3 separate regions of the Homo sapiens genome follow, and regions 1 and 2 are each linked to region 3. The links are chromatin loops, found by intact Hi-C in ENCODE. Cell type or tissue: heart right ventricle. All regions are shown on one strand. Links, peaks and the distances in the headings refer to the core of each region. The heading gives the core; the rest is flanking DNA.

Evidence for each region. A loop is a pair of places that touch in the nucleus more often than their neighbours do. Peaks named below come from ENCODE experiments on the same cell type or tissue, not always from the same donor. Only the 100,000 strongest peaks of a DNase experiment are listed, where the experiment ranks them.
Region 1: a loop joins it to region 3, with 2.1 times the contacts of the local background. A loop is called at or near these places in 19 of 110 quality-filtered maps.
Region 2: it touches region 3 in a loop (2.6-fold over the local background); 4 of 110 quality-filtered maps call a loop at or near these places.

The regions. Positions count from the first base shown.
Region 1 is chr6:82,071,217-82,082,362 of GRCh38, reverse strand. It overlaps LINC02542 (long intergenic non-protein coding RNA 2542), which reads left to right. Exons shown (of 4, transcript NR_149135.1): 2 at 10,118-10,186. The region is part of intron 3 of LOC107986617 (a long non-coding RNA gene); the gene reads right to left. Among named protein-coding and RNA genes, the nearest start is that of LINC02542, 25 kb to the left of the region's middle. In heart right ventricle, for the core only: a CTCF peak has its summit at 5,333; no DNase peak of the experiment used is centred there.
Region 2 is chr6:82,034,771-82,045,916 of GRCh38, reverse strand. The region is part of intron 3 of LINC02542 (long intergenic non-protein coding RNA 2542); the gene reads left to right. All of the region lies in intron 2 of LOC107986617 (a long non-coding RNA gene), which reads right to left. Among named protein-coding and RNA genes, the nearest start is that of LINC02542, 61 kb to the left of the region's middle. In heart right ventricle, for the core only: CTCF peaks have their summits at 4,961 and 5,165; a DNase peak (open chromatin) is centred at 5,164; H3K27ac peaks cover 960 bases.
Region 3 is chr6:82,171,405-82,182,550 of GRCh38, reverse strand. It overlaps IBTK (inhibitor of Bruton tyrosine kinase), which reads left to right. Exons shown (of 29, transcript NM_015525.4): 26 at 523-672; 27 at 9,113-9,184; 28 at 10,039-10,171; 29 at 10,995-11,146. The coding sequence ends at 11,126. Among named protein-coding and RNA genes, the nearest start is that of IBTK, 71 kb to the left of the region's middle. In heart right ventricle, for the core only: CTCF peaks have their summits at 4,064 and 4,267; no DNase peak of the experiment used is centred there; H3K27ac peaks cover 2,056 bases.

The DNA of each region.
Region 1 (11,146 bases), core at 1,211-9,210, 100 kb after region 3:
CATTATGCTTTATCTAGGTTATAAGTTCCTGGCATCAAGAACCTTGCCTTATGCTCCTTTTACCTGCATAGTCTTGAACAGTGCCTGGGTATTCAAAACTGGGCTCAATAATACAAATATCCATTAACAGCACAATGGACAAATTAATAAATTATACAGCAATCAAAAAGAATAAACTACTGCTATAAACAACAGGAAGAAACTGCACAGACATATTAATGAATAAAATGTATCCAAATTCCATTTTTATGAAGTTCAAGAGTAGGAAAGATTATTCTATGGTAATAGAAGTCAGAAGAAGTGGTTAACTCTGGGGAAGTATTGACTCAGAAGGGATAAGAAACATCTTTCTGGGGTGTTAGAAATATTTTTATCTTGATCTGCCTGGTGATTACATTAGCGTGTGTATATGTGTGTGTATGTGTGTATACATGATATAAATATGTATGCTTAAGATTTGTGCACTTTATACCTTTTATATTTCAATTAAAAACCAAAGAAAATGAAAAATTAAAACACCATCTTTGTTGATCTAGGGTTGTGGTGGAAAAATTGCTGAGAATAATACATATAGAGAAATGATATATTTTTACTGAATCAGAGGGTGAGTTGAATAAATGTGATATTTCAAATAAAAGGAAACATTGGGAATGGATTCATTCATTTAAAAAAAATTTTAACTTTTACTTTAGATACAGGGGGTATATGGGCAGGTTTATTACCTGGGTACATTGTGTGATGCTGAGGTTTAGAATACCAATCCCATCACCCTGGTGGTGAGCATAGTACCCCATAGGTAGTTTCTTAACCCACTCTCCCCACTCTACCCTTTAGTAGGGTCTAGTAGTTTGGTGTCTATTTTTCCCATATTTATGTCTATGTGTGCTCATTGCTTAGCTCCCACTTATAAATGAGAACATGCAGTATTTGGTTTTCTGTTTTTGCATTAATTTGCTTAGGATTTTGGCCTTCTGCTCCATCCATGTTTCTGCAAAGGACATAATTTCATTCTTTTTAACAGCTGCTTAATATTCCATAGTGTATAGTATTCCATGGCATATAAGAAAATATACATTTTCTTTAGCCCATCTACCATTGATGGACACCTGGGTGAGTCCATGTCTTTGCTATTGTGAATAGTGCAGTGATGGACATACAAGTGTGTGTATATTTTTGTAGAACAATTTGTTTCTTTTGGATATATACCCAGTAATGGGATTGCAGGGTAGCTCTGTTTAAGTTCTTTGAAAAGTCTCCAGGTGTTTTTCACACAGGCTGGACTAATTTACATTTCAAGGTATAAGTGTATACATTACAAGGTATAAGCGTTCTCTTATCTCAGCAGCCTGGCCAGCATCTGTTGTTTTTTAATTTTTTAATAGTAGCCATTCTGACTAGTGTGAGATGGTATCTCACTGTGGTTTTGATTTGCATTTCTCTGATTAGTGATGCTGAGCATTTTTTCATGTTTGTTGGCCACTGGTATGTATGTCTTCTTTTGAGAAGTGTCTGTTGTCCTTTGCCCATTTTTAAAATGGGGTTATTTGTTGTTTGTTTGTTGAATTGTTTAAGTTCCCTGTAGATTCTGGATATTAGGCTTTTGTCAGATGCAGAGTTTATGAACATCTTCTTCCATTCTGTAGATTGTCTGTTTACTCTGTTGATAGTTTCTTTTGCTGTGCAGAACCTCTTTAGTTTAACTAGGCTGCAGTTGTCTATTTTTTGTTTTTGTTGCAATTGCTTTTGGGAACTTAGCCAAAAATTCTTTGCCAAGGCTATGTCAACTAGACTATTTCTAGGTTGTCTTCCAGAATTTTATTTTATTTTGAGGTAGAATTTCACTCTTGTCACCCAGGCTGGAGTGCAGTGGCGTGTGATCTTGGCTCACTGCAACCTCCACCTCCCGGGTTCAAGCGATTCTCCTGCCTCAGCCTTCCGAGTAGCCAGGATTAGGTAGCCTGCTACCACATCTGGCTAATTTTTTGTATTTTTAGTAGAGATGGGGTTGTGCCCTGTTGGGCAGGCTGGTCTTGAACTCCTGACCTCAGGTAATCCACCAACCTCAGCCTCCCAAAGTGCTGGGATTACGGGCATGAGCCACTGTGCCCAGCTGTCTTCCAGAATTTTTATAGTTTGAGGTCTTACATTTAAATCTTCAATCCATTTTGAATTAATTTTTGTACGTGGTGGAAGGTAGGAGTCCAATTTCATTTTCTGCATATGACTAGTCAGTTATTTTAGCACCATTTACTGAATAGGGAGTCCTTTCCCCATTGCTTGTTTTTGTCTGCCTTATCAAAGATCAGATGGTTTTAGGTGTGCAGCTTTATTTCTGAGTTTTCTATTCAGTTCCATTGGTTTCTGTGTCTGTTTTTGTACCAGTACCATGCTGGTTTGGTTGCTGTGGCTTTATAGTATAGTTTGAAGTTGAGTAGTGTGATGCCTCTGGCTTTGTTTTTTTTTTTGTTTTGTTTAGGATTGCTTTCGTTATTTAGGCTCTTTTTTGGTTCCATATGAATTTTAGAATAGATTTTTCTAATTCTGTGAAGAATGACGTTGGTAGTTTGATAGGAATAGCACTGAATCTGTAAGTTGCTTTGGGTAGTAGGGCCATTTTTATGGTATTGATTCTTCCAACCCATGAACATGGAATGTTTTTCCATTTGTGTCACCTCTGATTTCTTTCAGCAGTGTTTTGTAGTCATTTTAAAATGACATCTGGGGTGAATTAAGCATTGTTTCTTGGACTGAGGACTTTCATTGTTAAAATAGGAGAAGGTAAATGAATTTTGAATAGTTTCAGCAAGTTCACAACTTGTTGTTCCATAGATAAACAATAATGTAAACCATTGTACAACATTGTAAACAAAAGTTCATCTATAACTTTATGTGTTGTTGCTTAAGATTCTAAGTGGAAAGTGGAAAGTGGGTTGAGTTAGGAGGCTGAGAACAAAATGTATGTTTTATTCTCAAATGGAATGCTGAATGATTTTATGTGTGCTCTTTAACAGATGTGTTTTTATAAAGATAATCCCAGAAAATATTTAGAAGTTTGTAGAGTACTGAACTGGAGGATATTTTCAAACCTGAGTGTGAGCAAGAATCAGCATGAAGGCCAAGAAACACACTCAACTAGCTGGTTTCCTCAATTAGTTTGGTCAGGAGCAGTCTTTTAGAAATTTATCTTCCTTCTTTAGAGAATCATTGGCATTCATCTGTAGTGATTGACACTGGTTAAAGTCAAACAGTCACAAATAGTCTAAGGAGGATTAGGTTTTGTTGTTCATTTTTTTTTCCGGAAATACTTACTATTTAAAATCTTTGGCTGGGCATGGTGGCTCATGCCTGTAATCCCAGCACTTTGGGAGGCCAAGGCAAGTGGATCACTTGAGGTCAGGAGTTCAAGACCAGCCTGAATAACACAGCAAAACCCCATCTCTACTAAAAATACAAAAATTATCCAGGTATGCTGGCACACACCTGTAGTCCCAGCTACTTGGGAGGGTGAGGCATAGGAATCGCTTGAACCTGGGAGGTGGAGGTTGCAGCGATCTCCACCAGAGATCGCACCACTGCACTTCAGCCTGGGTGACAGAGTAAGACTCTGTCTCAAAAAAAAATTAAAATAAAATAAAATAAAATAAAATAAATAAAATAAAATAAAATAAAATAAAATAAAATAAAATAAAAATCTTTAACATGAGGAGGGCCATAGATTGTGGGACCCAGTACAAAATAAAAGTGCAGGGCCTCTTGTTCAAAAAGTAAAACCTTCAAGATAGTAATAGCAGAGCAGTAAACTAAGTATAGAGTGCTTCTAAATGTGGGGCCCTGTGCAGTTGCATAAGTCCCATGCCCATGGAGCTGGCTGTTTCCTAACAGTGCATTTGAACTGTTTGTGACCATGGCCCTGGCATGCTCTGCAACCTCATCATCTACCTCCTTCCCACATGCTCCAACTATTTCACATGGCTTGCAGTTCTTAGGATACTTCATGTTAGCTCATGTGTCCATGGCTTTATGCATATGGTTCATTTCCTTCCCAGAATTTTCTTCACTACCAAGGCTGACTGATACGTTCTATTCATTTTTGTCCATTAACTCCCCTGAGAGTTATCCTATCCTTTGTTGAGCCATCTCTGATCTTGTGAAGTCTTTATTATTATGCTTTACATATTTTATTATATTTTTGTTTACTTGTTTCTCTTCTAAAATATGAGCTCATTGCGGTGAGAAATTGTTTTATTTACTTCATTGCCTAGTCCAGAGTGGATATTTAATAAATGTTTATTTGTAAATGAACAAAGGGGTAAAATTCTAAACATACAATATAAAGGTAAGCTATATTTAAAATAAGTACAATTTTTTAATTGAAATAGTGTGACATACTTAAAATTAAAAAAAAGGAGTGACTCGACTTAGTCTTTTCAATTTTTCCCATTTCTTATTCAATTAATCTTTAACATATATATATATATATATATATTTAAAAATTATTTATTTTTGAGACAGAGTCTTATTCTGTCGCCAAGGCTGGAGTGCAGTGGTGCAATCTCTGCTCACTGCAACACCCACCTCCTGGGTTCCAGTGATTCTCATGCCTCAGCGTCCCATAGCTGGGACTACAGGCACGTGCCACCACGCCCGGATAATTTTTGTATTTTTAGTGGAGATGGGGTTTGCCATGTTGCTCAGGCTGGTCTCGAACTCCCATCCTAGGAACTGCAAACGATCCACCCACCTCAGCCTCCCAAAGTGCTGGGATTACAGGCATGAGCCACAGCCCCTGACCAATCTTGAATAATTTTTATATTCAAATTGGTAAAATAATTTGACCTCGTTCTTACACTCTGGTTTACTCTATTTTTACTTTCACATTTTTGTCTTTTAGTGCTAGGATTAATAAGTCCACTTCACATAAATAAGATGACAAGGGAGTTATTAGGAGTGATGTTTTGGAATAAACTTTTCTGAGAGATTATTATATCCTGAATGAATAAATGAACCAATAACTGAATGCTAACAGTAGCTGGACTAGCAATGATTGCTTTCCTTACGTTTTTATTTATAGTTTTTTATTGTTATTTCCATACACCATGGCCAAATTCTTTCTTGTTCCTTTGCAATAATTTCCACCAACTGCTGGAAAGTTAACAGGTATGAACTGAAATATAAACTGCAGTTTCTCTAGAGTTTTGTGCTGCCTTTTCACTCAGTGAGACATTACTTTCCAGTCCCAAGGGTCAAGATCATGAATCATTTTATTATTTTATTTCCTCTTTTTTCTTTTTCAGGAAAAGTAATTCATCTGAGAAGGCTGACACCCTCTGGGCACTATAAAAAGCTCTGTTTAATAGCAAGCAAAATGAAGAAGGGAGGAGACACCCTTAGCTGAGTAAAGGGTAGACTGAGGATATTTCTGGCCCTGACTGTAGTCTGTAAGAAAACAGAAAAACAGAAACAAGTGGAAATATAAAGAGGAGTAAGCCTCATCCAGGCAGTGGTAACCTGGAGTAAGGATAGTCACACAGAGCGCTGTAGTCCTCAAAGCAAGACTGTTCCAAATCATGTTTATTGAGCATTCACAATTTCAGAAGACCTGGTCTCAGAGCTGCTGGAGCCTAAATCCTAAGAAAACAGATGAACAGAGTGATCACTGCATGATGTTTTCTCACATTTATTTCATCCTTTATTCCAGGGTGGGAATTGTGTACTGATTATGATTATGGTAGGTAGGAAAACACTTTAAACTTAAGTTTTGTGAGAGAATTGAGGTAATCATTGGGGAAAAAAGAGGCATGGGAGAGAATTATGCCAAGCATATTGGATGGGATGGAAAAAATAAGAGTTTGAGGAAAGCGAGGGTTATTTTATGAAACAAGTGAACATATATTTTTTCTTATATTATTTGTTTTGTGATCAATTCAAAAGCTTTTGCTTTTCACATGTGAACCTTTTTAAAAACTTTTATTTTAGGTTCAGGCATACATATGCAGGTTCATTATACAGGTAAATTGCATGTCACGGGGGTTTGGTGTACAGATTATTTTGTCATCCAGGTAGTAAGTGTGTAGTACCTGAGAGGTAGTTTTTTGATCTTCTCCCTCCTCCCCACCTCCACCCTCAAGTATGCCCTGGTGTCTGTTGCTCCCTTCTTTGTGTCCATGTGTGCTCAATATTTAGCTCCCACTTATAAGTGAGAACATGCAGTATTTGATTTTCTGTTCCTGTGTTAGTTTCCTTAAGATAATATGTAAGCCGATATTTGAGAAGGAAAATTAAAGAATGGAATGGAGGGAAATAATATCAGTAGGAAAGCCTGAAAACAAACTGGGACAACTAATTTTATTCATTCATTCACTCATTCATTCACCCATGTAATTGTCTAATGCTTGCCAGGCAAAATAACAGATCCCACTAACTTTGTTTTGTTCCTTTTTTTAAATAGAATGGCAAAAAGCTGGAGCTATTCTTTTTTTTTTTTTTTTTTTTTTTTTTTGGAGATGGAGTCTCACTCTCCCGAGTAGCTGGGATTACAGGCATGTGCCACCATGCCCAGCTAATTTTTTTTTTTTTTTTTTTTTAGTAGAGACGAGGTTTCACCATGTTGTCCAGGTTGTTCTCAAACTCCTGACCTTAGGTGATCCACCTGCCTCGACCTCCCAAAGTGCTGAGATTATAGGCATAAGCCACCGTGCCTGGCCAAATGGAGCTATTCTTAACCTCAGCTCTGCAACTGTCTGTTTATTGCCATTTCTCAGCCAATTTACATGTCTCCTTTTCAGTCAACTCCACTAGGATCTATAGGCTCACAATATAAAATCAAAACTATACATATAATTAAATCATACAAATATACTATCTACTTTGTTATATTTTTATAATAAATACATACATAATTGACCAATATAGAATGTATATATTTGAATTGTGGAATAAAAAGGAAAGTAAAATATCTGATTATTTTCGTGATAATTTTCTATGTCATATATTTATCTGGATGATTAATTTCCCATTGAACTTAAGAAAATCTATTTTAAAGTATAAAAAATTCCTATTTACACCTGAAAGTAACATAGCTATTACTGGTATAATGATAGTGATAATAATAGCTAGCATATATTGTGTGCTTCATACCAGGTGCTATTCCAGATACTTTAAATATACTACTTTAGCTAATCCACACAACTTTTTGAAGAAAGTACTGTTATTATTTCTATTTCCTAGATGAGGAAACTGAGGCTCACAGTGTTTAAATCACTTTCCAGGGTGATGTGGAGAGAGAAGAGCTTGTGTTTAAGTGCAGTCTGGCTGGCAGGAGAACCAAGCTCTAAACTCCCAAACGCTACTGCATGTGCAGTGTTTATGGTTTAGCAATAGCACTTAATAGATATGTAATGTTGCCAGAGTGGCGTGGTGCTACTTCATATCAATTCATCAGGAATACTTCATGGTGCAGAGATGCATCTTGTGCATCAGCACACAGAAAACTGGAAAAACACAAATATTTTACACTGTTCTTGATCTTTCAACTGTAGTCATTTAGGAATTTTACCATTTCCTTCTTTGGCCTGTGGGCCATTGTTATTTCTCCTACTTACAATTCAAATTCCCACGAGAATAGAATTAGGAGGTTTTCCTTTTCCCTGATAGAGAGCCAGACAGCTGACAGGAAATGCTAGAAAGAAACCTAAGAATTTGAAGAAATAATTTCCAAAGTTACCTACCATTCCTTTCATTTAATTTACTTTTTCCCTCTTAACAACTTCTCTCCCTTTCTATTTCTTCTTCCCTTCCCTCAGCTTAAGAGGTATAATGGTTTTTTCTTCCTTTTTTTTTTGAGATGGAGTTTCGCTCTTGTTGCCCAGGCTGGAGTGCAATGGCGCAATCTTGGCTCACTGCAACCTCCGCCTCCCGAGTTCAAGGGATTCTCCTGCCTCAGCCTCCTGAGTAGTTGGGATTACAGGCATGCGCCACCACACCCAGCTAATTTTGTATTTTTAGTATAGATGGGGTTTCTCCATGTTGGTCAGGCTGGTCCCAAACTCCCAACCTCAGGTGATCTGCCCTCCTCGGCCTCCCAAACTGCTGGGATTACAGGTGTGAGCCACCGCGCCCAACCTCTATTTCTCTCTTTTTTTTTTTTTAAATTATACTTTAAGTTCTAGGGTACATGTGCACGACGTGCAGGTTTGTTACATATGTATACATACGTCATGTTGGTGTGCTGCATCCATCAACTTGTCATTTACATTAGGTATATCTCCTAATGCTATCCCTCCCCCAGTCCCCCACCCCACAACAGGCGCCGGTGTGATGTTCCCCACCCTGTCCAGCCTCTATTTCTTTAATCTTCCTCAGACTCATCTCCATAGGTTATCTGGAATATCTTTTTAAAAATGTTATTCTGGAGGAAACAATCACTGGGTTGTGTAAATATTGTGGCAATATTTCTTTTCTTTCAAACTTCAGATGAGTTTGGGAGTCAGCGAACAAGCCATAGGATGTGTGTAGCTTTAGCTGTGCCAAGGGCAGTGGACTGGAGTTGGTCACTACGAGGAGGCCCAGGACTACATCCTCTCTTACAGGCACCATTGACCATGGGGCAGACAGCGCAGGTGGTGCTAGACAGGAGTAGGCTGCTTCTACTGTGTGAACACTCACCTCCCACAGGGCTCAGTCGTCAGGGCAAACCATGCTTCTTATTGACTGCTGAAAGGATTAGTCTGGCTTTTTTTCTCCTTTGTTTATCTGCTGTGAGTTCCCTCTGATATTTCTATTTGCGCAGCAGTGCCATCTACCTCTGTACCCTAACCCATCTCCCCATCTGCTAATTCCTCTGCAAGCTGGCACTCTGTCCTGAAGGTGGGAAGTAGTTTGACAGTCTTTGATAACACATCTCTTGTAAGTGACAGGCCAATGAAGAACAGCCATGCCAGGTTGGTGACTTGTTCAGATATGACTGCACAAATGTGAGTTCCATGCTTGGACAGAAGTCATATGGGCAGCTTGAGGGCCCTCTGAATTCAGATTTGAAGAAATGGACTCGGATGTTAATTCTTTTGGGGATATTGGACTGTATGCCAGAAGATTTCTAAGTTATTAAGTATTATTTCTGATGTTGTCAAAGCATCACATGTTAACTTTCCCAGTGAATGAAATTTATTTCCAAAGTGGTATACAAACAGCAATGGTTTCTGCCACTTTTGCCTGAAGCTACTTTAGTTGTTTATTCATAAATTTTATAGAGACTTAGCCATAGGTTATACGACTTCTGGTAGAGCTGAAAATCCACCTTCTGTGTGTATGTGTGCATGTGTGTAATGAATCCTTCAGAAGCCAGTATGGGTTTTCAGTGCCTTGGGCCCAGACCACAGGTTCTGTCTGAGTGCGCTCATTTCCAAGTGATGTGCAAGGAGTCATTGCTGTGGAATGATCTCATTTATGATGTGGATGGGAAATGGAAATTCCAGTTCTGTTTTTGCTTCAGAATATTTCTGCTTTTTTTGGTTTCCATTTAAATACTGAAATATTTAAATGCAAAACACGAGCAGATTTTTTCCCCAATGTACCTTATTTCATGCTTAACATTTTATTACCAAATTACGTTTACTCGGTAATAAGATATTCCTGGATAAGGATGCTACATAATGAACTTGGATCAGATTTTATTACCTGATTATCTTTTTACCTTGGCCAGGTTGGCAGCTTGAAATCTAGTCTTAATAAAATTTTGCTTATTTGACTTATTTATAATTGGTTTTTAAAAATAAGTTCTAAGGGGTGGATTTTGATTCTTGCCAGTGAAAGCTTATACTAATTTATTTTTTCCTGAAGGATCCTGAATGTGTTTAAAAAGCTATATTTAGGAAGGGCTTCATGCAACATCTGAGTAGTTGTGCAGCAGCTGGGTAACTGCACATAAGGAACTTGACTCAAAGCTCAGAATGCTAATTGAGAAAGAGCCTGTGTTTAGTTCCAAAGTCAAGGGGAAAGCAATGTGGGAGGTAATTATCCAATTTAGGATATTGCTTGTTTAAAAGAGTTACTGTGCTAATAAAAATATAATGAGGTCTAGTTCCCTGGTGCTGCTGTTTATTTTTGCATCTCTCCCCAGGAGATATCTCCAGGTGCAAGATGGCTCAGTGAGACCATGTCCTACTCTTGGCTCTGACTCAATTAGAAGGTGGGCGTCTACTTCCTGAAAAACACTAAACCCAATACTGACATGACACTGGGAAAGTAAATAATGTACAAGAACGGCAAGATAATCCTCTTGCTATTCTTGGCATTGGTGAGGGTCTTATGTCAAATTCTGGTTTATCATTATATTTTAATTTCAAGAGAGATTAGTGATAGGGAAGAATAAGAGGATGAAAATAAAGATTTAAAAAAAGGATTTAGGGAGGAGGGTTAAAGAACACAGTCATTGGTTTGGAGAAAATCATGTACATTTATAACATGTAACTTAAAGTGAAAATGTACTATGAATCTCAGGGGAATACCTCTGAAACAGGACAGTTAGAAATTTACCTGGGAAATAATCTAGGCCTCCTGTTGTACTGCAAACTTGAATAAATAAGATAGCTTTGGAAGTAAATGGCATTTTCAATATAGGAAGTAATGGATAAGGAAATTGTTTTTGGTCCATCTCAAAAATTCCCTTCTCTTCTAGCGTGATTTGCACATCGAGTGGAAGGGCTTTTGCCCTCTGGTCTGTTCTGGTTTTCAGTAACATAACATTAAGATTCTTTCTTTTGTGTTTCTTCTACATGTTTACTCCTTCTGGCTCCCACAACAGTCCTTTGCTCCCCACAATCCCTAACCTTCTACCGACTGGTCCCCCCCATCCCTTTACTACCCTGCATCCCCTTGTTGGCTTCTCTCCTTTCCTTAACAACCTTGATTCTGAGGCCAATTGTCATGTCGTTCCCTTATGTACACACTGGGCTACCCTTCGCCTCTCTCGTTTTGTAGAAGTCTCTTAGAAAGCCTAGAGCCCTGGTTCAGTCCAAGAGTCACCCTGCTCGGTGCCTGCTCTGTGCAGCTGGGCTTGGCTGGAGAAAACACTCAACTCAACCCCTTTAAATTCATCACCACACACACTAAATAGAACTTGGCAGCCACTGGACAGCCATTCTATACT
Region 2 (11,146 bases), core at 2,113-10,112, 140 kb after region 3:
TGAAATGGCGTGAGACAGGGATACTGTGGTAGTGTTTGCTAGTGAAGAGTACCTAACGTGTTCTGTCTCTCTACCTCCATCAGAAAGCAGTCTGAAGTCTCATAAGACGGCAAATTCCTGGGGACAGGGCAGCCCATTCCCAACTTTGGACTGCTGTAGCTATTGGCAATTTTTTCTTTATATTTGGCATTTATATTTATCGTATTCAAGCTTTTCTTTTGCATGTCTGCTTGGAACTTTTGCCCAGTTCAAGAAATGTTGAGGATATTTTGCTCTGTATTTTATGTAACTATATCTAAATTTAGCCAGTATAATCCCAAAAGTAATGGCAAAATGAATTGTTCGGTAAGATTTGACAACTTGAGAACATAGAGGGATTACGTGTTTTATTAATGATCATAAATAATATATTTAACTATGTAACATAATTCACTTGTTTATTTCCCACTTCAATTTACAGATTTTTTTTACACATTTGTATCACAGGGGACAAAAGTAAATGATAAAGTATTAATAGAAAGCCAGGACCAAGGGGAAGAAAATACAACTATGCTCCTCATATAAAATGACATAATTGCTGGGTGATATGGTTTGGCTGTGTCCCCACCCAAATCTCATCCCGTAATTCCCACATGTTATGGGTGGGACCCAGTGTGAGATAATTGAATCATGGGGGCAGTTTCCCCCATACTGTTATGGTAGTGAATAAGTCTCATGAGATGTGATGGTTTTTATAAGGGGTTTCCTTTTTCGATTGGCTCTCTGATTCTCTCTCGCCTGCCGCCATGTAAGATATGCCTTTTGCCTTCCACCATGATTGTGAGGCCTCCCCAGCCACGTGGCACTGTAAGTCCATTAAACTCTTTTTCTTTATAAATCACCCAGTCCCAGGTTGTCTTTACCAGCAGTGTGAGAACAGACTAATACACTGGGGTAGGGCTTCAAGTTTCACTCTTGGTGAAAAAGGTGAACATAACCAAGGAGAGAGCAAAACAATTCTTGAGCAGAAGCAAGCTTCATTTTAGCACTGACATGAAGAGATTCACTCAAGGACCCCTATACAGTGAATGATGATTCATGTCATTAATGATGTCCTCAACAAGTTTTACAGTAAACAAGAAAATATTTTTTATGGTTTTTCAAAGCAATATTTGGTAAAAGCTAGCACATTAATGTTAGCACTTGGTGAAGTCAATTCTGAAAGGAGCTAGACTTCACCAAGTGCTTCATTATACAATCTTTTAGAGGCATTGCTGGACTCAAAGACAGCATTCATAGACTCTCAAATTACTTTAACTTTTAAAAAACATTTTGGAAATAATGCATGTATACATATGCACAGATAAATTACAAGATATTGAAATGTATAAAATTAGAAGTAAAGATCTCTTCCTTACTACTTCCTGTTAAGTTAGTCCTACTCCCCAGAAGTAGTCCCATTGTCTTTTACTTTTTCTGGAATTGACATTATAATTTTAAGTTCCCAATTTATCAACTTTAGACCACATGCATTAACCCAGTGATTTATAAGATGAGGGATTAAAATAAATTTAAACAATTCTATTTTTCTTTCTTGATTTCCTAAATGTGTTGGTTATATTATTATTTTCAGTTTTTTTCTGGTAGTTGAAGGACTGTGTTTTGATTTATAGATTCACAGCATCTATTAACTCCCACAGAAATGAAAGTTTTAGTGTACTTACACTTCTCACTTCCCTTGACCTGATTTTATTTATTGTAGTGTTTTCACATTGCCAATATTTATATTACTGTTATATTCTTTCCTTCCTTCCTTCTTTCCTCTCTGTTTCTTCCCTTCTTTTCCCCCCCTCAACCACTCTTCTATATAGTTCCTACAGCATCTTTCTTAAGCACTTTTTGGACATAGGTTAGATCACCTGGACTGTTTTCTATGTTTTTAAACTTATCTTCATATTTCCCATTTCTTTAAATTTTTTCTGTTTTGGGAGACTGCCTTTATTTCTCTTTCTGCTCACTGACTTCAGATTTATAGATTTTATTATGCAGCTTTTTCACTGCCCTTATGCAAATATATTTTTATTTTTATTTTTGAGACAGAGTCTTGCTTTGTTGCCCAGGCTGGAGTGCAGCAGTGCAAACTCAGCTCACTGCAACCTCCACCTCTCAGATTCAAGCAATTCTCCTGCCTCAGGCTCCCAAGTAGCTAGGATTACAGGTGAGCACCACCATGCCTGGCTAATTTTTGTATTTATTTATTTATTTTTCAGTAGAGATGGGATTTTACCATGTTGGCCAGGCTGGTCTTGAACTCCTGACCTCAGGTGACCCACATGCCTTGGCCAACCAAAGTGCTGGGATTACAGGCGTGAGCCACCATGCCTGGCCTCAAATATATTTTTAATTAGATAAATACCTTGTTTTCTGATTGCCCTCTTTTTCATACCAGTTATAAAAATGATATTCCTCAAATGTCTCTGAAGATACCAATTGAGATTTAAAAAAAAAAATACCTCTTCTGTCCTGTTGTTTACTCCATAGCTAGTTATTTTATCTTAGACACTCTCTTTCATGATGCTAATTTTTCTTACTTTTTCTGGTAATCCTTTGTGGTCCACTTATTTTTGGTGTAGGTAGCTGGTAGGCATTTCCTCTGAAATTCAGTTAATGAAGGCTTTTAACAGTACAATTATTATTGATTTTGTCTGGTTATAAATAAATGCAGACCTATTGCATAACATATACAAAATGCAGAAAAAATAAAAAGTTTAACGTGCATCACCTAGAGATAACCACTGTTAACACTTTTGGGTATTTTCTGGCACACACACACATGCAAGCAAACACATACATACACAGGGCCCATCTCTCACTATTTCAAGATAAGTAGCATATACTGGAAAATAGAAAGTCTCTGCTGACATGAAGATTATGGTTTGGTAATAGAAAAGATAGAACTAAAATAGTCACATAGATTAGGCATCATTACAAATTGCTGTAAGTGCCATGAAGAAAAAGACATCGTCCCATGATTTCATATACAAGTAAGAAAAGAACATAGAGCTGAACTGGGGAGACAGGAGCCTTCTCCAGGGAACTGAGATTATGTCCTGAATAAGTCTTAACTAGATGAAGAGAGGGAGATCACTTTAGACAAAAGAAACATATAAAAAGGCCCTGTAGCAGGAAAAAGAAAAAAAAAACTTCAAAGGAAGAGAAAGAAGCTAGAGTGCTACAGTGTGAGAATGAAGGAAAGAAGCAGGTAGAGGAGGCTGGAAAGGTAGTTAGAAATGAGTCTGTGTAGGGTTGGCAGATTGTGTTTAGGATTTTTGTCTTTATCTTAAAAGCAATGGCAGGACTTTAAGCATACGGATTGGTAAACTTAGATTTGAGTTTTGAAAAGGTCACTCTGACTGCAATGACGATAGCCATCAGAGGAGCAGAGTGAGTGTTAGGACACAAGCTAGGAAATTATTACAGTCACCCAGATGAGAAGTGATTGCTTAAATGGTGTAGTGACATGGGAAGTGGGGAGAAGTAGTTAGAGGGAAATGCCCACAAGTTGCTGAGATTTCCAACTACAGCAACTAGATGGATGGAGTTGCTACATACCACCATGGAATGCTATCAGGAGACCAACTTTGTGAGAGTTTTGAGTTCTGTCTTGAACATGGATGGATTTCAAGAATTTTTGAGACAGTCAGGTAAAGATGTCAAGCTGACAGTTGATTATTTATGTTTAAATATTAAAAATGGATCTGAGCTAAATGGCTGATTTACATTGGAAAACCATAGGCCTAGAGGTGAACTAAAGCTATGGCATGGGGGAGATCTTAACGTATGGAGCATTCTCTGAAAAGATGGCACTGGTTTATAATGCATCAATAGCATAAGTGTACCTGTTTTTCCACACTCGTAACAATAGAGTTGGTCCTTGAACAATGCAGAGATTAGGGGTGCTGACCCACATGCGGTTGAAAATCCACCTGTAACTTTTGACTCCCCCAAAATTTTACTAATAGACTACTGTTGACCGGAAGCCTTACTGATAACATAATCAATTAACACAAATTTTGTATATTATATGTACTATATACTATATTCTTACAGTAAGGTAAGCCAGAGTAAAGAAAATGTTATTAAGAAAATCATAAGTAGAAATTTAGTAACAATTCATTAAGAAGTAGATCATCATAAAGGCCTTCATCCTCATCATCTTCATGGTGAGTAGGCTGAGGAAGAGGAGGGGTTGGTCCTGCCATTTTAGGGGTGGCAGAGGCAGAAGAAAATTCACATATAAGTGCAACTGCACAGTTTAAACCCATGTTGTTCAAGGGTCAAGTGTACTTTGTATTGTTAAATTTTTGAATCTTTTCCAAATTGACAGATTAGAAAATGGTAGATCCCTGTTACTTTGGCCTGAATTTCTAAGGGAAATTGAGCATCTCTTTTTGTGTTTATTGGCCATTAATGTTTTTTTTTTTTCTGTGACTCTCCATGTAATAAGAAATTACATTTTTCTACAGAGAAAGGCCATAGATTCATCAATTCGCAAACTGACCCTCAGATGGTTCAGAACCACTGATTTGGAGTTGCTCTAAACAAAGGAAGTTTAATCTTCCACATTTCAGCCCTTCAAACATTTACTGGCTGCCATCATGGCATCCTTCAGCCGCCTGTTCCACAGGTACTGGGATGAAGGGTATTGCAGATTAAGAAAGGGAGGAAATTTCCACAGGAAATTTTTCCATTTCCTCCCTGTCTTAGTTCACTAAACCTTGAGATGTCTGTCTTCTCAAGTTGAGCCTCTAAGTGTGGCTGTGATTTCACTGCCTTGACTTTGGGATCACTAGTGCAGACTGGGACAGATCTATCATATTCCACATTCCCCCTTTCTCCTTTTTTATGTATACAGTCTTCCTGCTTCTAACACTTTTCTTCTCACAAAACAAGGAAGAGCTTGTTTACTCTGTGACAGACACTCATTCCCTTCAGTCTGTTAATTTCTAGATATTGGGTTTGCCGAATATTTCTTTCTAATCACGGAAAACAGCAGCAGCATATGTGTCAGGTGGGGAGTGGGGAAATGAGGTGCCCATTCCTACAATCAGCAGCATTCAGGGCTGGCTCTTTTTGCTGTCAATGAGCTGTGCTTTAGGCCATGAAAAGGTTTCCTGAGGCTGTCACTAGGGGGAGTGTGAGACAAATTTTTCACTTAGAAAATGCCAGAAAGAGGGTTGGAATGGTGGGGCATAGAAAACACTGAAAACTTAGGAATTTCTATGCTGGGGCATAGAAAGCACTGGAAACTTAGACAGTGGGGCTGTGTCCTGCCAAGGGCTATGCTTCCAGCAGGTCCAGACCCACACTCAGTCCTGTATACTGTATAGTCTTGTATACTGTATAGTCCTGCATACTGAGTGGGGGTCTGGTCGTGCTGGAAGCACTGCCCTTGGTGGAGGATTCACCAGCAGCCAGAGACTCAAGACTGGGCAGTCCGAAGAGGCCAAGGAGGAACAGGGAGGACTGACATTCTCTGCCCCTCTAGGGACAGTGAGGGCTGTAGGGCTTGTAGAATTATTGCATACACTATCCAGGTAAGTGTATGCCACTTGGATCTTGCTTTGATTCAGGCATGCAGTGTCTGCTATAGCATATCTTTTTGGATGTGCCATATGGTAACAAATGAAGGAAGTTACCCCAAAGCATGAGCTCAGGCAGCATGATATGAAAGGGTAAAAAAACATTTCGTGAGTCCTGCTTGGTACAAACCATGATTCTAAAGCCAATTGAGGGCAGATAAAAAGGAAAGAAAAAAGGAAAGCTATAATCCTTGGACTTGCGCTTGTTTGGAAGTTCGTAGTATTTCCATTTCCTCCCTTTCTTTATTTCAATATTGCCTTCTTTATCCTATATCGTTCACGTTTGTTTCTCTCTATGTCTGTATTTATAAATAATTTTGTGTCTGTTTCTCAGTCAAAAAGAGACTTTTCTCAGTCTGACATTGTTCCTTCAGCTCACCCTAAGCCCTGCCCTATTGCTGTCCCTTTCCACAACCAGACTTCCTGAAAGTGGTCTCATGGCCATCACTTCCTAATCAGTCCAGTCCTCAACCCACTCTGCCTTGGCTTTGCTTACATCACTCCTAGAAACACTTTGGGCAAAGATCGTAAAAGATGGCATCCACCAGAAAGGATCCCTGCACCCCTATCTCCTAGCCACTCAGTTTCTCTCCACACAGACAATGATGGTGAGGATTTCGTGTGTGTGTGTTATCCCATAAATGTTATATACATATCCAATAAAATATATTAATATGTCTTCCCCTTTTACATAAAGATACCATGCTGTACACATTGTTTTGTACTTTAAAAATATGTGTTGTATCTTGGTGACCTTTCCATTTATGGAAGTTCTTTTTTGTTTTTTAAGTGCAAGTGTATCATATTGTGCTGACAATGTAGCCAACCTGCTTTTAGTGGGTATTTAATGTTTCCGGTAGTTTGCTACTAGAAACAATGCTGAAATGAATAAAGTTGTACATATGTCAGTCTACGTGAGTGTGAACATAACTGCAAGACAGAGCTCGAGAACTGGGACTGCTAGGTGAAAGGTATGTGTGTTTTTAATTTTAATATATATTACCAAATTGATATTACTCCTGCCAGAAATGTGTGAAAATGCCTGTTTCTTCACCCCTCTCAAACTTTTTTCTTTTTGCCAATCTGATAGGTGAAAAACAGTATCTCTAAGTTTAACCGAGCATCTTATGTGCTTAGACTAAAAGCCATTTAATGTTGATTATTTTGAAAATACGAATCAGATCATATAAGAATTTCTTGATAGTTCTGATAGGTCTTTACCCTTGGACCCAGCTCAAATTCCCAAGGTGGTCTTTCCTCTACCCTCCAGCCTCCTTTGTCACCCCACCTCTTTCCCACGCTCAGCATTCCAGGCTCACTGGGCTTCTTTCCGTTCCTGGAACAATGTGCTCTCTTTTGCCTCTGTCTGCAATACCCTTCAACTCAGGCTTCATGTAGTTAACAACTGTTGTCCCTAAAGACTCAGCAACGAGAAGCCCTCCATGCTGTCCGCCTCCATATGCCTGGGCTTAGCTCCATTAGGTTCTTGCGATTTTTTCCATCTCTAGCACAGTTCCTGGAAGGATGTTGGCCCTTAATACATATTTATTGGATGTATGAAAGACTGTCACTACAACTAAATTTCCTTTGTAATTAAAAAAAATTCTGATTTCCAAGCAGAATTTCAGTTGCCAAGTGAAAATTTCCAGATAAATTTATCCTTTTGCTATTGCTATCCACAGATTTCCTTTTCTGTTTTTTCTTTTTCCCCTTAATTAAAAAAAAAAATCCTAGAAATAAAAGCCTCTCAAAGTCCATGCAATTCAAATTCATTTTTCTCTGAGTTGTGATGATTTAAGGGCAGCATGCTTTTTGCTGTGGCTTCTATTAAAGAAAAGATCAAATGTTTTGAGATACTATGTAGTTCTAACTTTCTTTTACTGGGAATGGAAAATACTTGACTTGTCCGTTTGTAGGAGCCGTTAAGGCTGATTGGCTTGAATTGGCCACTGGGGCTCAAACCTGATTCCCTTCAGTATGCATGTATCTCATGGCTCCAGTTTGACTCCAAGGGAAACTGATTTTCACATCATGCTTTAGAGAATGTCTGTTCTGGTACATACAGAGAAAGCTACACTACTGGGAGTCAGCAGGTCTTGTTACCGATCTTGATGCCATTGGTTGACAACTAGCCATAGGACTGGAAAGTTCTCTCACCAGCAAAGCAAGGGGTTTAGATTGGTTACTTACTAAGCTCCCTGGTTCTGATGTTCTCTAATTTTAAATATCTTTCTGTTAAACTTTACTAAAATATTTAACATCTACTATGGGAAAAAACCTATTTTCTAAGAATTCAGTTTTACTAAGTGTGATTATTCATTCATTCATTTTCCAAATGGTTCCACATCTAGTCTCAGACAAAATGATGACAGATTAAACAATAAAACCAAATTTACTAGCTAATGGCAGCCATTTTTTTTTTTCATGTAGGAACTCTATTCCCGTGAGAATCCCATTCCTGTTTCCAGGACACACTGCGAGGTGTCCTCTGTGAGTTCATGATCTGTGTGGATCATTTCTAGTTCCCTGTGCCAGTCTAGGAATGCAATGAGCCTGAGATGCTCCAGCATTTCTGTCCTTGTCTTTACCATGCTGAGAATCCTTTTCCACAATTTTTTTTTAATCTCCCCCTGAGCTGAAGCCTGAGGAGTAAGGATGCTGTTGCAGCTGAGAGCTGAGCGGGCACAGTGGCCATCATCTCTCCTAGGCTCCAGAATTCAGCTCCCTGCTGATCTTTGCAATCACCTATGTCCTTACTCCTGAGGCTGAGGAGTAAAGGATACTCTAAGATAAAGTGATGTGCTCTATGAAAATGCACCAGAATTAAGGCAGATTAGGCCTGATTTCTCACCCAACTTAGTTTATTCATCTACTATTCATTTCATGCACCAGAAGTAAGGCATAAATTCCAATTGTGGACATGGTTTGAGTATTTTTTTCAAGGAGACTTTTAACCCTTAGTTAGGTTAACGATTGTAGAATAGATATGAAGGAGTTTGGGCTAGGAGTAGGGTGAGGTTCACTTAGGTTCACCTGCCAGCTGTGTCAAATTTCAGTTTTGGCTAGCCAGAACCCTAAGTATAAATTCATTCTACAAATGTGTTAAACGTATTTTTATAAAATTATCTATTTTTTCCAGACACTGTTTTAAGGCACAATTGGGTAAGTTAGAGTATATAAAATATAGCTACAGCACTAAACAACTTATACTCACATTAGTAAGTAACAATAAGTGATAAATGTCAATATGAAAAATTTAAAAGATAGCATCTATTTAGGGAAATATTATTTTCAGAGGCTGAATAGAGAAGGGATTCATAGGAGTCCTCCTAAAGCAGCTGGTCCAGGAAAGACGGGAAGAGCTTGGTTTGTGGAAATGAGAACCAGAGAGATTCAATCAACAAATATGCCTGAATAAGGGCTGCAAATGCCAAGAGTGAGGAATGTAAAGGGGACTGTGGAATGGTTCATTTTGGCTGAACTGGAGTAAGGATAGGGCAAAGAGATTAGTAGGAAATGAACACGGCTCTAGATTGTGTTCTTAACCATAGAAAATAATAATGCCAATTTATTAATAATGGTAAAGTTAAGCTTAGGAATTGAGAAAGCAATAAAGAGTGTAATAGCACTTTAGATTCCATTTCACCAAATTCATCATGTTTAAAAGCATTTTGATACTTAAATAAATTAATTATTCTCTGAAATATTCATATATATGGAACCCCTGAAAAATACTGACTATACATTGGGCTTTATTGCTTCACTATTTCTGAATCATGCTGCTTTTTTTTTTCTAGTGCATTTCACCAAAATTCACATATGCAGTATTGAACATTCCCTTGGGACACTAAAGGAGAGAGTGCTGTAAGTGGGTAGTGGCATCTTGACCTATGCTATGGGCAGAGTCCAGGAGAGGCGAGGCATAATTGTGGTGGTCTGGGAGACACAGGCTGTCTCCTGTGGGAGGGCCATGGCTATCACTTAGAAGTGGCATCTTTCCAGAAGTACAACAATATCACAGCTCAAAGTTGTACATTCTTCCAAAGTCATTTGAGAATGTAAAAGTTTACTCTAACCTATGCCACTGGTGCTGTGTTTCATAGGGGTCCTCATAGTTGACTGCTGCAACCCTCTGTGATGTGTTCTCCAGGATTTTGCCCCACTAAGGGTCTGTCACTGAAAGGCTTTTCTGTACAATTACTACTCCATTCAGTAGCTGTTACACTAAGAGAATCTTCTGATTACATAAGAATAATACATTCATCAAACATTTCTTATAGTTGCCTCTGAGGAGTTATGTTAAAATCATTACATCCTTACATATATGTATGTGTGTGCTTATATATGTGTATATGTAAAGTTTTCATATATAAAATCAAATTCGAGAGGACAGAGCTTTTCATTTCATAATTGGAATCTTGGCCTCCAATATGAATCTTCTTATGACTTACAAATGTAATATAAGAATCTTTTGTGTTTTGACGGGAAGTAGATCAGAACTCCAAGAAAATTTTCCTGGCACCTGGTCTCACTCAAGGGCAATAAGTAGGTCAAAAACCTATGAGACCTGCAGAAGAAAGATGGGCTCTCCTCCCAACCTCCTCAAAGCTGCCCAATGGCCAAGAGAAATTCTAAACTCATGTATGTGGAAGCTGTGAATATCAGTCCAAAGAAACATGGAGATGCTATTTCAGGGTATTTCATTCCAAGAATGTGGTTTCTTTTAAATGTGCAATAGTGTACTGCCCAGGTTTGGTAGAAGAAAAAAATAAAGATGGATATATGTAATTAAAATAAAACCAGGGCCATAGGAGACTGTTTATAGAACAGTAAAATGTTTTTACAGGAAAAATCTGAAAATCTCAGACCCAAAGGAGAAGCTATTTATTTTTCTTCTATATAATTTATCCAATGTTGAAGTTGCATCAACCCTGGTGATGGGGTCTCCAGAGGCAGAGGCAGGCTGCATTGCCAGCACCAAGGCATATTGCATTGTTCTTAGCCAGTCTTCTGTCATTTCACCTGGCAGAGACTGCTTGAATTCTCTCTGACCTTTGGTGAAGAGACTCATTCTCAGCTGAGGATACTGGCAAATTGAACCAGCATCCCAGGAACATCCTACTGCTCAGTGGTATGAAGTAGAATTCTCTGTTAGGATTGTGGGTTAGAAGTGTGGGTTATATTTAACAAACTAGAGAAAATAATTAGCATCCCACCCATCTTAAGCTTTGATCAACTTAATATTGAGGTGTTGAGGCGTTAGAATTTGAAAGATTAAAATAATTGGCCAGGTGCGGTGGCTCATGTCTGTAATCTTAGCATTTTGGGAGGCTAAGGTAGGAAGATTGCTTGAGGCCAGGAGTTTGAGACCAGCATGGGCAACATAACAAGACCCTATCTCAACAACAACAACAGCAACAATAACAAAGTAGCCAGGCATGGTGGTAAGTGGTGAGGTATGATTGTGCCACTGAGTTCTAGCCTGGGTGACAGAGCAAGACTCTGTCTCTAAATAATTAAATAAA
Region 3 (11,146 bases), core at 854-8,853:
CTTCAGTTAACACATATGGCAGACCTTTTGATTTTATCTTATAACTCACTATGGAATAATTTTCTTCAACTTCTCTTTTTTGTTTTTCAGATTCAAAAATTTCTTTTGGTTTATCTTCAAGTTTACCGACTCTTCCATCTATACAGTGAATTTTTAAAAATATATTAAAAATTCTTGAATTTTCATTTTGCTCTTTTTTTAATAGTTTCTTTTCTTTTGCCGAACTTACCTATTTTTAATGAGCTTTTGTTGTTGTTATCTGATGCATAATTGTAATAGCTATTTTAATATTGCTAATTTTAACATCTGAGTTATCTCTAGACTTGGTCTTCATTGATTGGTTTTTCTTATGGAATAGTTTTGGATATTTCACAATTGGCAGCAAGAATCCAACATCACATTGAAAACTGCAATTGTATATTGTAAAATTTTTGGTATACGTTCTTATTGTTCTCTTATAACTTCCAGCAATGCCCTTTTACAAAATGGATGTTTTAACATGATCTTTGCTTTCTTTTGCAGGGCATCTTCTCTGCATTCAGTTTCATCCAAGTCATTCCGGGATTTCTTACTAGAAGAAAAAAAGTCTGTTACTAGCCATAGTTCAGGCGATCATGTCAAAAAAGTTTCTTTTAAAGGAATTGAAAATTCTCAGGCACCAAAAATTGTCAGGTAATAAAACAAACTTAAAACTAATACATTTTCTACCTTAAAATATTCTGTGGTGGTTTTATGTTCTGAAATAATCCTTAAAACTTTATGAGGCAGATTTTTTGTACACTCTTTTACATTCAGAATTAAAATTAGCATGTTTAAATTCCTTCCCCACTTAAAAAAAATTGAAACGGTTACGGAGATATAATTGACTTAAAATCAATTGCGTATATTTAAAGTATACATTCTGTAGTTTCAGCGTATATATACACCTATGACACCAACACAACATTCAAAATAGTGAACATAAGCATCATTTTCAGATGTTTTGTCATGTCCCTTTGTAATCCCTTCCTCTCTTCCTTCTGTTTCCCCCTCCCAAGCAGCTACTAATCTACCAATAAAGATTAGCTTGTACATTTTAGAGTTTTATATCAGCAGGGTCGTGCAGTATGTACCCATTGTAAAATCTGTCTTCTTTTACTCAGCATAATTATTTTGAGATTTATTCATGCTGTTATGGGTATCCATTGATTCTGTTTCACTACTGAATAGTATTTCATTGTATGGGTATACCACATCAATGTGTTTATCTGTGCATCTGTTGATGGACCTTTAGGTATTTGCAATTTTTTCTCTAGCTATTTTTTAATTTTAATTTTCATGAAAGTAGAGATGGGGGTCTCATTATGTTGCCCAGGCTGGTCTCAAACCCCTGGCCTCAAGCAGTTCTTCTACCTCAGCCTCCCAAAGTTCTAGGATTACAGGCATGAGCCGCCACACCTGGCCTAGCTATTTTTGATACTGCTTTAGAAAGTCCAATGTATTTAAAAAAAAGTTTCATATTTTAAATGCCTACATGAAACATCAAAATCTATCTATAATTTAAAAGCAGTATTTTCAGTGAGCTGTGATCAAACCACTGCACTCCAGCATGGGTGACAGAGTGAGACCTGGTCTCAGACAAAACAAAACAAAATAAGTAAGATATGTTATGTCCAATTCAAGTGCATCAAACAGATAATATAAACTTTTCTGACTGAAGCAAGGAACAGAGACTGGGAGCTATACTAGTTTAATGTCACTTTACCTGTCCTGAGGAACTATCAAAGTCTTCTGACAACAATGTTTGGAAACTCCTGATTTAGATTAAATGTTTAGGCATATTTTTATTGTTACTATTGTGACTGTCTTCTTTTTTACAGATACTTAGATTTAGGCGGAAAGTTCTTGAGCCGTTTTCTTGCAATACAGAAAATCAAAGAGCAAAAAATATCTGAAGTCATCTCCCTAACTTGTCTAATACTTCTAGCATTAAAATACTATTTTAAAATTAAAATCTTAGGCTGAGTTCAGTGGCTTAATGCCTGTAATCCTAGCACTTTGGGAGGCCGAGGTGGGCAGATCACTTGAGTCCAGGGGTTCAAGACCAGCCTGGCAACATGATGAAACCCTGTCTCTACAAAAAATAGCAAGAAAAATAAATTAGCTCGGCTTGGTGGCATGTGCACGTAGTCCCAGCTATTCAGGAGGCTGGGTGGGAGGATTGCTTGAGCCTGGGAGGTAAAGGCTGCAGTTAGCCATGATTGTGCCACTGCACTCCAGCCTGAGTGACAGAGGGAGACCCCGTCTCAAAAAACAAAACAAAACAAAATAAAAAAACCTTAAATGGAATACTAACATATGAAGCAGATTAAGCCTTTTTGCATATTTATAAATTACAATTATAATTATGATAGGCTTATAAATATAAAACTAGGTACATAGTCTTAAAATTGTCTATCAAACATTTATTGATTATGAGCTTTGTGTCAAACATTATGCTAAGTACTAGAGTTGCAGTGGTGAACAAATTAGCCCCTGCCTATGGTGAACAAATTAGCCCCTGCCTATATAGAACTATCCTCCTTTCTTGTTTTGTCATAGAAGAGTTATCTCTCCTATCTTAGGCCAATACCTGTGCTTTTATCTTAATGCTTCCCATTTCAGAAGCCTGAAAACTATTAATTACCCCTTTCCTTTCTTGTGTAAGATTCAACATTTTCCTTTTAACTAGATTCTTCCCCTCTGGTTTTGAATGTGCTCAGGTCTCTCATGTGGTCTGGGCACACTTTCTTCTATCAGTTGTCCTATCATTACCAATTCTCCATCCACTTCACAGCCAGATTTCTCAAAAGAGTTGTCACCTCCCAATCAGTCCGTAATTGATTCTATCTCCCAGCCCCATTACTAAACTGAAACAGTACCAGTACAGGCTAAGTTCAACAGTGACCTTTGTATTGCCAACACCATCCACTTTTTATGTGACTCATCATACTTGAAGTTCAATTACTGGTCGTCGTCTTATTTCACTTTATATTCTTTCTACACTATCCATTTAATGAGCATATGTTCAGTCGTCAGACATGTACTAAAGTCTCAAAATTTATATCTCTTGCCCATATCTATCATCTGAACTTTAGACTTAATTATCTCTTATTGACCCTACCATTCTATCTGGATGTTCAGAAAGACCACAAACTTCATGTCCAAAACTAAACTTAATGTTTTCCTCATACCCATCTCATAAAACCAAAATCAAACAAAAATATAGACAAAACATAGAACAGCCTGTTTTTTCGGAATCTTCTTCCTCAGTAAATAGGAAGAATTTGTGTCTTTGGCACTTCCATTTTCTTCACAAATATTCAGTCTACTGTTAGAGCATTCCACTTTTATCTCTTAAATATTTCTCAAATCCATATACTAAATTTTATCTCCAGTGCTATCACCTCTGAGTCAGTCTGGTGTGATACTTCACCTGGGCCACCAGAGTTACCCTCCTGACTGGTCTTGCCTTTCTTTACTCCAAATATATTAAGCCAGTATGTTCTTTTTTAAAATTTGGAGTTTACTGCTTTTAAGAGAAAAGCTATAGCATTCTTAACATGGCCTTCAAGGCCTACATAGTCTGGCTCCTGCCAACTGTCTTTAACTTGATTTTGTAACCTGATCTCTGTATTCTAGTCATCTTGGCCTTCTCTTAGTTCTCAAATGCACTTTCCTTCTTTCCACCTCCTTACTCTTTGACAGACTGACGACTCTGACTCTTCTTTCAATATCTATTCAGTTATATTCTTTGGAGAAGTCTGACTTACTGGGGCAGTTTGCTGTTGTTTGTTCTCATAGTACTTCTTTTTTATTGTACGTTCCATATTTATTAGTGTGATTCTTTAATATTTGTCTACTCTAAGTATTTTCATGTTTGTATGTTTAATTATATGTTCAATGAGAGCAAGGAGGATGTTTGTCTTTGCTCATCATTTTACTACCAGTGTTCATATTAGCTTCTGGCATGTATTGGGTGCTCAGTGAGTCTGGTGAATGAATGAGTAAATTAATTGAAATTGTAACCCTGTTTCAAGTAACATTTGTTTCTAATGTAGTGAGTTATATTGCATGTCTTAGATATATCAATTTAAAGGTATGAAAATTAAGATAAGTTTTGTATTTTTATATTTTAAATATTAATATTCATTGAAACTTAAAAAAAAGTCTTTAGATATATAACGATTTGTCATGGAACTTAAAATATGGATCTGTGGTTTCATAGTTGATCACTAGAGTGTGCTATAACATCAGGGCTCTTAATTATAAGTGTGCCCTGTTATACTGCTTTGGAAGTTTGACTCAATGGAGTTTATGACAGTATGATATATCCATAGCTTCAGTATTTTTGGTATGGGAGTTAATGTTTTAAATAGCTTTGGCTATCACTGCTAGTGATTCTGAGAAAGAAGACAGATAGCTTTGAGTTTCAGGGTTTTTTTCCATCATAGAAAACATAATAAGTATGCTTTTTTAAAAAGGAAATATTAAACATTACAGACAAACTAAAATATTCATTAATTTGCAAATTATGGGCTACCTGGTACTGGCCTGTGTTGGGTATATATAAAAGTAGAATGTATAGGTGCAGCCTTTAATGTGTCTGAAATCTAGTTGATAAATATTAATATACATACATGGAAGTTAAATGACAGAATAAGAATGAAATTACGATACAAGGGCCAGGCGCTGTGGCTCATGCCTGTAATCCCAGCACTTTGTGGGGCTGATGTGGGCGGATCACATGAGGCCAGGAGTTTGAGACAAGCCTGGCCAACATGGGGAAACCTTGTCTCTACTAAAAATACAAAAATTAGGCCGGGCGTGGTGGCTCATGCCTGTAATCTCAGCACTTTGGGAGGCCGAGGCAGGCAAATCACCTGAGGTCGGGACTTCAAGACCAGCCTGACCAACATGGAGAAACCCTATCTCTACTAAAAATATAAAATTAGCCGGGCCAGGGGTGGCACATGCCTGTAATCCCAGCTACTTGGGAGGCTAAGGAAGGAAAATTGCTTGAACCCAGGAGGCGGAGGTTGTGGTGAGCCGAGATTGTGCCATTGCACTCCAGCCTGGGCAACAAGAGTGAAACTCCATCTCAAAAAATAAATAAATAAATAAAAAGAGAAATAAATAAGTAAATAAATAAATAAGCTAGCCAGGCATAGTGGTGCATGTCTGTAATTTAGCTACTAGGGAGGCTGAGGCAGGAGAATTGCTTGAACCCAGGAGGTGGAAGTTGCAGTGAGCCAGGATCACGTCACCGCACTCCAGCCTGAGCGACAGAGTGAGACTCTGTCTCCAAAAACAACAACAACAACAACAACAACAAAACAAAAAGAAATTACGATACAATATGGAAGTATTAAAGAGATTACAATATGATGAAGTACCAAATGAGTGGTTCTGAGAAGAAAAACTGAGCATGGGCTGGTGTTGTCAGGAAGACTTCATTGCAGAAGAAGGGCTTGAGCTGGGTCAGTTCATAAGCACTTTTTATATTCATTTCCAAATATTTTATTATTATATTTATAAGCATGTGAAAAACATTAGAAAAAAAGAGATCACTTAATTCTTGATTCCTTTCATTGTCATAAGCTTTTGAATACAGGATGGGATTTTTAAAAGAAGAAATAAGAGAAGATGGGGCAGTATAAACAGAGGAAATCGTGGGAGTTAAGAAGATAGGAATGCTTATGGTCCTTTGGGGAGTTAGGGTGCCAGGGGTGGGGGACTCATCTCAGGAAATTCCACAAATTATACATTCTTGTTTTAGTTCTAGAAAATGTGATTTTTTTCCAAGGTTAGGGCAAGAATGACAATGTTGTTTGAGGGTGTTAACATCTAAAAGTGAGCAATTTGTACAATTTTTATTTGTTTATTGTTACTTAGGTATTCTTTTTTATTTCATGTGCTTTTATTTCTCATTTTCCTTTCACTGAAATGTCCCCTTATGTAATTCTGGAAAGAAAATGTAAGCTTGTGTTTCTTTTTTTTTTTTTTTTTTTGAGACGGACTCTCGCTCTTGTCACCCAGGATGGAGTGCAATGGCGTGATCTCCGCTCACTGCAACCTCTGCCTCCCAGGTTCAAGTGATTCTCTAGCCTCAGCCTCCCCAGTAGCTGGGACTACAGGCGCCTGCCACCATGCCTGGCTGATTTTTATATTTTTAATACAGACAGGGTTTTGCCATGTTGGCCAGGCTAGTCTCGAACTCCTGACCTCAGGTGATCTGCCCACAGCCTCCCAAAGTGCTGGGATTCCAGGTGTGAGCCACTGTGCCCAGCTGAGCTTGTGTTTCTAATTAGTGAAAAAAACTACTTGTGAGAAAAAAATTATTCTGTGATTATATCAGCTCCAATCTGATATAAAAATCTTTCTAATTAAGCCAGTACAATTTTTTTAAGGCCAACTGAGCAAAGAATAATTTAGTTCCTTTAAAGTGTAAATGTGACAATATTAATGTTTTTTGGTTTGAACAAAAATCTTTTTTTTTTTTTGAGATGGAGTTTCGTTCTTGTTGCCCAGGCTGGAGTGCAATGGCTTGATCTCAGCTCACCGCAACCTCTGCCTCCTGGGTTCAAGCGATTCTCCTGCCTCCGCCACCCTAGTAGCTGGGATTACAGGTATGCGCCACCAAGCCTGGCTAATTTTGTATTTTTAGTAGAGATGGGATTTCTCCATGTTGGTCAGGGTGGTCTCGAACTCCTGACCTCAGGTGATCCGCCTGCCTCGGCCTCCCAAAGTGCTGGGATTACAGGCGTGAGCCACTGCACCTGGCCAGAACAAAAATCTTTTAAGGAAAATTTCAGTTAACCTTTTTATGTTGCTGTTTATTTTCAGAAGGCTAAATTTTCTACAGATTGTCTCTTGCGATATCTACTTCTATGTTGCTAATGTTGAAAACTCAATAATGCTATATTTATTATTTGAAAGTTTAGAATGTTTTTGATATTTGTTTAATCATAGCTCTATTTTATTTGACAAATTTGGTTCATTTTAAGAAGAAATTTTGACAGACTCCACATTGGATAAATTTGTAATTAATGAAATTATCCGTTGAAACATCATGAGTGGAAAAAGTTATGGAATTGTAGTCTTAGGAAACATATTTGAGATTCAGTATAACATTATACAGCTCTTTCTGAGTCTTTCTGTACCTCAGTTTCATAATATGGAAATGAGAGTAGTAATACCTATCATGCAGGCTTACTACAAGGCTTATATCAGTTTGTAATTCAGTACTTATATCTCTAAGAAAAGTTATCAGTAATTTAAAGCAATAAAGAACCTAAAAACCTCTGCTTTTCATTATCGTATACTAAAAAAATACCCTTTGAGTTTCTGTTTCAGTCGTTAATTTTCTAATTAATTTTTCATAAACGACTATTTCCAAGTATTCTGGTGGACACTGAGATACAAAGATGAATGAAACACAGTCCTGTTCCCCAAGAGACTAGTCTAGCAGTTAAGATTGACATGTAAACAATAATAACAGTGTGTGATGCTTTATCATAATGATTGAAGTTTTGTAGGAGGAGAGAGAAGGTGACATTTGAGCCAACTGTAAAAGAGTGAGAAGACATTTGAAGTGGAATATATTCCAGAATAAGGGGAATAGTAAAAATAAAGGTAGCTGTGTGATCATGGAAAAAACACTGTACTCTAAATCAAAAAGACCAGATTTTTGTTATCTCTCTGCTACTTATCTAACTTGTTAATCAGACAAATTATATAATATTCTTTGAGTTTGTTTTTTAATCTCTATAATAGTTAATATATGCTTTCTTCACAGGGTATTGCAAAGATTAAATGGGATAATACACATGAAGTACTTAGGCTTTTAGTAAATTTGTTTGCCCACACATTAGGGCTAAACATTTTAGCTTTCAGTGCATTTTGTACTCTGGCTCTATTGTTTCTTTTAAACTTTATTTCTCTTTAAGTTTCTTCCTTACCCTGAATTCAGGCATTCTTTGCTTATTGAAGAGAACAGCCTGCCTTTACTTAAATAACTGAAATCTTTTTTAGGTCCATGTATTTGTACAACCAAAATTCTTTCTAATTGTACGTCTCCTCAGCTTTAATGTCATTTCCTCAGTGAAGCCATCAGTATATACAATCTTCCATATTGTATTTTTTCTTCTGTGCATCCATAGTACTTTATACATTGTTTTATCATTGCTTAAGTATATTTTTAAATCTTCCCCATCAGAATTTTTTGAGGGGAGAAGATTGGGTTTTAATCAGCCTGATTTTTAGCACCTACAGTAATCCTGACATGCTCAATAAATGTGTATAAATGAATCACGAAGTCAATATTTTAGGTCCTGTTAATTTACTCTCTGTTTGACTTTGTGTTGTTAAACCTGTCTAGTCCTCAGTTTTCTCATTGCTGAAAGAGAGCATTGGAGCAATCTAGATAATCTCTAGGGACCTTTCTAGCTGTAAAATTCCATAATTAGGTCCATCTGTATTGTACCTTTTTAAGTTTTTCTCCTTACTGGAATGCTTCTTACTGCTTTCATCATATACCTCTTTTTTATTATCTTCTCAAGTTCATTCCATCCATGAGGCCCTCTCAAATGATTAAATATTGTGATTTTTATAGTTGTTATAGCCAGTGTGACTCAATTTGTTATACTGTCTTAAATTCTGTTCTGTTATTTTATATGTCATTTTGTATGTTGTTTCCTCAACTAGCTTGTGAATTCTTAGAAGGTAAAGATCATATTTTATATTTCTGTCCTATCTGTAATCCTTTGCTCATAAAGTATATTAGTTCCTTACAAAATTCGGCTGTTAATTATCTGATTTAGAGATTATTGGTTTATCTGGTGTGTGTATATATATATTTATTATTAGAAATAGGCTATTTCTTGCAGTATCTTTCTCTATGATATTTTATACAGAAGGTTTTATAAATATAGATTATTTTGTTTACTTATAATTTTAAAGGTAAGCTTGACTGCACTCATTTAATTTGCCTCTGGAGTCAGGAGTTTACAATTCTTCCTCTGTATCTATTAATAAGCAGTTTGACTAATATTACTAGAAGCTTTAATCTTTAATTTTGGCATTTGTTTTGCAGATGCTCTACCCATGGTACCCCAGGACCAGAAGGCAACCATATTTCAGATTTACCACTTCTAGACAGTCCCAAGTAAGGTTAATTGATAAGTTATGGGCCTCCAAAGCTAAGTTGCTGCTTAGCATTGAAAACATTAAGGCTGAGTGCAGTGGCTCATGCCTATAATCCCAGCACTCTGGGAGACTGAGGCGGGTGGATCATCTGAGGTCAGGAGTTCAAGACCAGCCTAGCCAACATGGCAAAACCCTGTCTTTACTAAAAATACAAAACTTAGCTGGGCATGGTGGCGCATGCCTGTGATGCCAGCTACTCATGAAGCTAGGACAGGAGAATCGTTTGAACCTGGGAGGCAGAGATTGCATTGAGCCGCGATCATGCCACTGTACTCCAGCCGGGGCGACACAGTGAGACTCTGTCTCAAAAAAAAAAAAAAAAAAAGAGAATAAGAGAATGTTAAGAAATTGGGAATAGTATGGTATTGAGTAGAATGTATTACTTGTATCCTCTCCGTACTGTAGTTTGAGTTACCTTTCTGTTCAGTTATGTTGTTTCTGCTCCCTCCCCATTTCCTGGTACTTTCCAAAATTTTCTCTCTAATACTGGTCCAAATAAAACATTAGTTCTTCTGTTTTTCTGTTTCTCACCTCATCATTCTGTAATCTCTGCGAAAGCTTCCAGGTTCGCTCATCGTAGGTCACTGGAAAAAATTGTAGCATTGCTAAAGAGTATTTCAGAGAAAATTTTGCATGCAAAAATTTAGGAAGATGAGTGAAACTCATCATTCTGTAATCTCTGTGAAAGCTTCCAGGTTCGTTCATTGTAGGTCACTGGAAAGAATTGTAGCATTGCTAAAAAGTATTTCAGAGAAAATTTTGCATGCAAAAATTTAGGAAGATGAATGAAACTCATTATTATTATTCTTTCAGTCCCTGGCTATCTTCTTCAGTGACTGCTCCATCCATGGTAGCCCCAGTCACTTTTGCATCTATTGTAGAAGAAGAACTACAACAAGAAGCAGCTCTTATTAGAAGTCGAGAAAAACCGTTGGCTCTGATTCAGGTAAATAACATACTTAGTAGGGTTTAATTTAGAGAAGAACTACATTTCCTACTTAGGTTTTAAGAAAATCGTGTTTGTTTGTTTTGGACAGGTGCTTGTATCTATGAAATTAAAATGTAAATGCCAGGTAAAATTAAACTGAGGCATCTAGCAGTGTATGTATTAGTTGTAGATATTCAGGGCAATTAATTTATGACTAATAAATTATGATAAAGCTTATATTTTTGCTTTGGTGATACTTTGGATTATTTTAGTTTTTTTAAAATGACCAGTAGAGAATTTGGCAGTATTCTCTAGTGCTGCACTTGGCTTCTGTATCAGTAAGAATTCTAAGATTGTAAGCAACAGAAGCCCACTCTGGCTAACTTAAGGAAAAGATAATTTATTTGAGGGATATTAAGATTCCATAGACTTAGCTGAAAGACCAGACAGCCAGGCTTGGAAACAGAAAAGACGCATAGTAGCACTGGAAAGCTCAGAAGCAAGATTTAGAAGACTTGTACAACAACAGAAAGTATCTCACAGAATAAAGCTATTGGAATGAATGAATTTTAGCAACCATTTTCAGTTTCTTTTTCCTTCTGCTCAAGATTCAAATTGAAGAGCGCATGGGTATCTCATGATTCTACCTCACACCTCAAGCTTTCTCCTTGCCACAGAGATAGCAGGATACCTGATTTAAAATGCAGGATACCTGATTTAATTTCACTGTATTGTATCCATGGAAAGTGATAGTTCCTCAAAAGGAAATTGGAAGGCAAATACATCCTGCTTAGTTTATAATTAAAAGAGTAAAGAGTCTTCTTTCCCTTCCTCCTTTCAGATTGAGGAGCATGCCATACAAGATTTATTGGTTTTCTATGAGGCATTTGGCAACCCTGAAGAGTTTGTCATTGTTGAAAGGACACCGCAGGGACCACTGGCAGTACCTATGTGGAATAAGCATGGATGCTAGTTCACTGTGGAGTTGAGATG